Linked DNA regions of Homo sapiens: region 1 is linked to region 2. A link is a contact called in ENCODE Hi-C data. All regions are on one chromosome and are shown on one strand. Each heading gives the region's core, a stretch centred on a gene start or an enhancer-like site at or near the end of the contact. The rest is flanking DNA. Distances are from core to core; before and after follow the strand shown. Region 1 overlaps ADCY2 (adenylate cyclase 2). Region 2 overlaps ADCY2 (adenylate cyclase 2).

Evidence for each region. A loop is a pair of places that touch in the nucleus more often than their neighbours do. Pooled maps may share reads with other maps.
Region 1: a pooled map shows a loop between it and region 2 (2.1-fold over the local background). The contact joins two enhancer-like sites. A Hi-C loop is called at or near these places in 2 of 168 maps with a recorded cell type or tissue (Caco-2 and gastrocnemius medialis), 3 of 37 single-sample maps with no recorded cell type and 4 of 50 pooled maps.

The regions. Positions count from the first base shown.
Region 1 is chr5:7,755,355-7,758,194 of GRCh38, reverse strand. It overlaps ADCY2 (adenylate cyclase 2), which reads right to left. Exons shown (of 25, transcript NM_020546.3): 16 at 609-746. Among named protein-coding and RNA genes, the nearest start is that of CFAP90, 94 kb to the left of the region's middle. Within about 2 kb of position 1,559, at least 3 of the 41 ENCODE cell types and tissues checked have a DNase peak (open chromatin) inside an H3K27ac peak, as active enhancers do.
Region 2 is chr5:7,792,861-7,795,776 of GRCh38, reverse strand. All of the region lies in intron 20 of ADCY2 (adenylate cyclase 2), which reads right to left. Among named protein-coding and RNA genes, the nearest start is that of CFAP90, 57 kb to the left of the region's middle. RefSeq lists enhancers at 989-1,088, 1,339-1,498. Within about 2 kb of position 1,297, at least 2 of the 41 ENCODE cell types and tissues checked have a DNase peak (open chromatin) inside an H3K27ac peak, as active enhancers do.

The DNA of each region.
Region 1 (2,840 bases), core at 310-2,809, 38 kb after region 2:
TTAGAACCACCTTGGTAGAGAAGTCTTGGTTCCCACTTTCAAAGAAGTGAAAATGGAGCCTGTGGAGTTCAATGAAAACGTCTTTCTAGTCGTGCAGCTGGTGAGACGGGGAGCAAGGGGTTGCAATCGCATCATTTAAACTCCAGGGCAGGACACCGCACTCTCCTTAGTTTGAGGGTTCCTTTGTCCCTCATGACTATCCTTAAGACATTGCAGTTATTTCTGTAGCCTGTTGAGGGGCCACCATGAGCAAGGAAGTGGGGAACTGATCCAAGGAGTCACCCAGTCTCTCAAGGTGGCTCTGTGAAAGCACCCCTTTCCTTAGAGAAATGACTGCTGTAGCCAAGAGATGCTAAATTTAATAGGCAGCAACTGGTGTTGCAAAGGAGCCAAATGCAAGTTTCCAAAATTCCACAGAACAGGTCCCAGAAGGGAAGAACGCCCTGCCTGCTGTGAGCCCTGACTCACCCCGGGGCTGAGCATGTTGAACACAGCTATGGTGTGGGGCTTACCATGTTGAACACGGCTGTGGTCTGGGGCTTACCATGTTGAACACGGCCATGCTCTGGGGCTTACCATGTTGAACACGGCCGTGCTCTGGGACTTACCATGTTGAACACGGCCATCATTAATATGATGGCTGTGGTGATGATCGTGAGAGAGATCCGTGGCCAGGGGCGGTTGGCAATGATGCCCGAGGACTTCAAAAGCCACATGAGCAGGGGAGAGGCTTTTTTGCTGCATTGCTAGGAGAAGAGAGAAAGAAAAAGAGAAGCATTGCTAGCTGATGACTTCTCTCCAGTTTCTTGATGACAATGTTTACAACCACAAGAAGCACCAACATTGTTCATAGACTAAACATGTAGATTCTATCCTCCCCTGGGGACCCATACGAAGTCACAAACCTTATTAAAATTATGTTGGCATCATTGCTACCAATTGAGAACAAATTAAATGCCTATGACAAAGGTACAATGTGCTTGTATGTCTTTTAAAACAGACCTGAAATTATGTTTTTAAGTGATTCCTTTCTCAAAGGAAAAATGTCAGTTAATTAAATCACCCTGGGGGATGTGTTGGGTCTCTGATCACAGCTATGATGAAAGTTATCATTTATTCAGCTGATTTATGTGGCAAGCGATCAACACATCTCCTAACCCTTTTAACACTGCATTAGCAGATTACAAGAATACAGCCCAGGCCACAGACTTAGTTTGGCGCCTGAACTTACAAATACGGTGTCTGAAAATCTCAGGCACGAGGCTTGATGGCTTTGTGTGGTCTCGTCTGGTCTTGTGGGGGTTTTCTCCCACACGGAGAAGCTCCTTTTTTCCCTCCAAACAATTTTTAACGGTGTTAGAAACACATAATATAAAATGTGCCCTTTAAACCATTTTCAAGTGTACAGTTCAGTAGTGACAACCACATTCACATTGTTGTGTAACATCTCTAGGATTTTCAGTCTTACCAAATTGAAACTCTATACCCATGGAAAAACAACTCCCCGTTCCTCCCTCCTCCCAGCCCCCGGCAACCACCATTCCCCTTCCTGTTTCCATGACTGTGACTATTCTAAGACCTCCTATAAGTGGAACCATCTAGTAGTTCTCCTTTTGTGACTGGCTTATTTCTTTCAGCATAATGTCACCAGAGATCACGATGTTGTAGCATTATGCCAAGATTTCCTTCTTTTTTAAAGCTTGAATAAAACTCCATTGTATGGATCTATACTTTTTTTTATCCATTCATAAAATGGACACTGAGTTGCTTCACCTCTTGGCTGTTGTGAATATGCGGCTATACATATCGGGGTTGGGGAAACTTTTTTGATACAAGAAGGAATTGAGATCTTTGGGGAACGACAGCCAGCATTTGCTCCCCATTCACCATGGGGTCTCAGTGCATAAGCTCACCCATCTTGAGGGCCACCTTTCCAAGGATTCTCACCATATTCTCCCAGGTATGAGTGTGGAGCAGTACACAGAGTTCCACTGAACTGTGGGTGACATCAACTCTGCCTATGCAGATGCTGCGTGGGCATAATTTGCATACGTTATCTGATATGAGAAGCAGGAAGTAAAAGTCCTCCAGGGATTGACATTGTTATCTTCACACTAACGGGCCTGTGGTCCCAAGGCTATGTGTCTTGGAAACAAAACAAGGTGATGATTTCAAGAAATTCAGAAGAAGGAATAACATAAATTATGCCCTTTGATCGATACTACCAAGTTAACCTATTGGCAAACAAAGCTGGTGTGACATCAGTGAAATTCAAATTCAAATAAAGAATATTCCTGAACAGCACAAATAGGCTGCGCTTTCAGTTCTCTACTTCTTTCACATCTTATTTTTGTATTGTTCCTAAAATTATTGTTGCCCTAAGCATTGCTGTATGTTCAATGTTGATACAACAGTTGAATGATCGTCTAAACACAGGAGAGAGGAGTTGAGAAGGTTAAAGAATCAGCCATGGCCTAGCTTCAAACCTCTACTGCTGGGAAACTTGCGCAAATTAATGATCCTCTCTGAAATGGGGTCCCAGTTTCTTCCTCTCTGAAACGGGGATAATAACAGTACCTGCCTCCTCTGTCTTTGCAGAGGTTTAAACGAGTTAGAGAAGGTGCGTGCAACAGGACTTACAAGTGTTAGCTCTTCCTGTTATTTCAATGAAGAAAACACAATGTTTCTTAGAAACATTTTAGTGACCAAAATCCTATTTCCTTTATATCTATGTAAACAACAACAAAATCTCCTCCTCTCTACTCCTTTCCACCATGTTTTTTTTTTTCTTCCTTCCAGCTCCTGATAGGAAAAGATGAACAATGTTTGTGTACAGCGCA
Region 2 (2,916 bases), core at 48-2,547:
CTTGATAGTGATATTCACTTTATTGCAGAGGTCTGGAACCAAACCGGCAATATTGGTAAAGTATAGCTATACTTGCTTTTGCCAAAGTCTTGTTTTCCTGTATTATTTCCAGAAGACTCACAGAGCAGTATCACCAAGAGTTTAGTGGAAATGGATTAGTGTGGTGGATGCCGGGGCAACCCACACAAAGGGGCTGAGGGCCTGCTCCCATCCACCCCATGCCCCAGAAGCCTCCCCCGGGGCCTCTGCATTCAGAGGCACTGAGCACTCAGCACCAGGGCTTGGCCCACCCTGCTGAGAGGGGGCTGGGAAGGCAGGCACTGCCCACAGTGCTTTTTATCCAATGCCAGGAACAGGAGCGAAGTGATTACATTGGGTTTTGTTTTCCACTTTATTCAGGCTCTAAAAATGTTGGGCAGGAGCCCTTTCTGAAAGCTTTTGATCAATTCCCAGGGGCAGTGATTCTCAAGTTTTGCATGAATCTGGGATATTTGCTTAAAAGATAGCTAACAGTATTTACTACATGCCATGCACAGTTCTAAGAGCTTCATCTAAATTATTGCTTCAAAAATTGGTAATGGTCTCTGAGAGGACTCTGAGGCCCCATAGCCAAGAGGTGCCAGGGCTGGGACAGATGCTTTGCTCTCAGTCACCTCTCAGGGCCCAGGAGGTCAAGGAAGGCTTGTGTGGGGACCAGTAATAGCTTGTTTAGCAGGTGCTTCACTTTCAGAAGCACTGCTCTTGTCTGCAGGGACTTCTTTGGTCCCAGCATCAGCCACACTCTGCCATGCAGTTTCAGTAAGGGGTAGGGCTTCTGCTTGGGGAAACCTTAGGGAGGAAAAGAGCTCAGGCAGGATGTCAGTATTTGGTCCTGACACTGTAGAGGGGACAGAAACCTTGATGATAGCTACACTCTTAAACAGCATGGGCACCGTTATCATTCAGCTGTGCAAGGCCACACAATATTAGCCCCACCTGGCCTGGGATTGCAAGGTTAATATTACATCATTAGGTCAAGGAAATAGATTCTTCTGTCCAGTGAGGAGGCTACTTTAGGGCAGCAGGGTCCGATGGCCACAGGAGACATTCCACAGAAGGGAGGGGCACGACTTTGCTATGCTTTATGCACGCAGGTGGCTCTTCTTATAACACCCTCATTATGTGTTTTCAGAAACAAACAAAACTCTCCCTTTCTGAGACTCACTGTGGGAACTCTGAGAACTTTTGGCAGGGGGTTGGTGCCTCTCTTTCTTGCTCAGGCCCTTTGTGTGGGCTCTGTTTTGCATGCAGTGCTGTTCCCATGGGGACTGAAGCCTCCAGAATCTCCCCACACTCACTGTTCCCGCAACTGGCTAGCAAACCTCCCCTGGGGGAGTACAGGGTCCTTGAGGAGACGGCATAGGTCTGCTCTGATTGTGGTGGGGATTGGGGGCTCCTTTTAATAGTTTAGTCCCCAAGTCTTACAATGGCTGCTAGAGTAGCCATCACCCCCATTGCTCACCCTATTAGACAGAAATTGGTAGTAACATTTGAAATGTTACAGCCAAGGGAAGATCTGCATTGTGTGATTAAGTACAGAGAACCCTGCAGCCCGCCAGCTGAGCAGAATGACACGATCATTTCATTTCCCAGCATCACAGTGGGAATGATGATGCTCTGATTTAAGGTTCAGTGTCCACTCTTCTCCCTTCCAGAGAACATGTCAGGTCAGCAGCGAGACTGCAAGCCTACCAGGCAGGAATCACTGGCCTTGAGCGTCATCCAAACACCCTTGGCATGCCTGTTATGGAACGTGGAGCCATCCATGCTGGTCCAAGTCTGAAGAGCTCTGAAACCAAGCTCTTTCATTCTCCTATAGGGCTGTAGGCTGCCCCCAGTCAGGTGTAGATTTGAGGACCCCGTGTTTCCCGAATGAAGGAAGGAACCATCTTCAGGTGTTGCAACTGGAAGCTTGGTGAACAGGCACTGATCATCTGCAGGGGGATTTATATCAATGCTTAAAGACAGGTCCCTATGTACACACAGGGCTACAGTGGCTGTGATGACACCCCCAAGGGGTTCACCTTCTTTATTTGACAAATACAGAAACAAAGCCCAGAGCTGGCTTCATCTAAATGTTCCCATTCCTGCTTTGCTCCTGGAAAGTTTCCGAGCTGCCCTTGCAGTGAGGCAGTGCCAAAACCAGGGCTCACCCCAGGTCCCGAGTCCCCACTCCGGGCTCCTGTTAGGCCATGCTGCCTGCCCCACTACTCGGCTTTACACCATGGAGCTCGCAGGGTGGTGAATGCTACAGGAGACACTGTGTGTCTTTTTTGTTGTTGTTGTTGAGATGGTGTCTCGTACTGTTGCCCATGCTGGAGTGCAAAGGCACGATCTCGGCTCGCTGCAATTTCTGCCTCCTGGGTTGGTGCGATTCTCCTGCCTCAGTCTCCTTACTAGCTGGGATTACAGGCACATACCACCATGCCCGGCTAACTTGTTTTTGTATTTTTAGTAGATACAGGGTTTCACTATGTTGGCCAGACTGGTCTTGAACTCCTGACCTCATGATCCGCTTGCCTTGGCCTCCCAAAGTGCTGAGATTACAGGCCTGAGCCACCGCACCCAGCTGACACTGTGTGTCTTTAACCCAACAGCAGCACTCCTTAGGAAACTTGGAGGAAAATGTCACGTCACCCTCAGGAGCACCAGAGGGTTGTGCAGTGGCATGAAGGTCCCTGGTACACAGCAGGGCCACAGGGGAAGTGGAGGAGTCACTGTGAGCTGCCAAGACCCGCACTTTGCTGCTGTCTTCCCTCTCATGCGTATCCCACCTGTGTGGATGTGGGTCCCGTGCACGCCTCTGTGAAATGCCCGCCTCACCTGGAGGACTGCAGTGCGAAGGCACCATGCAGATGTCCCTCAGCCTGCCTCCAG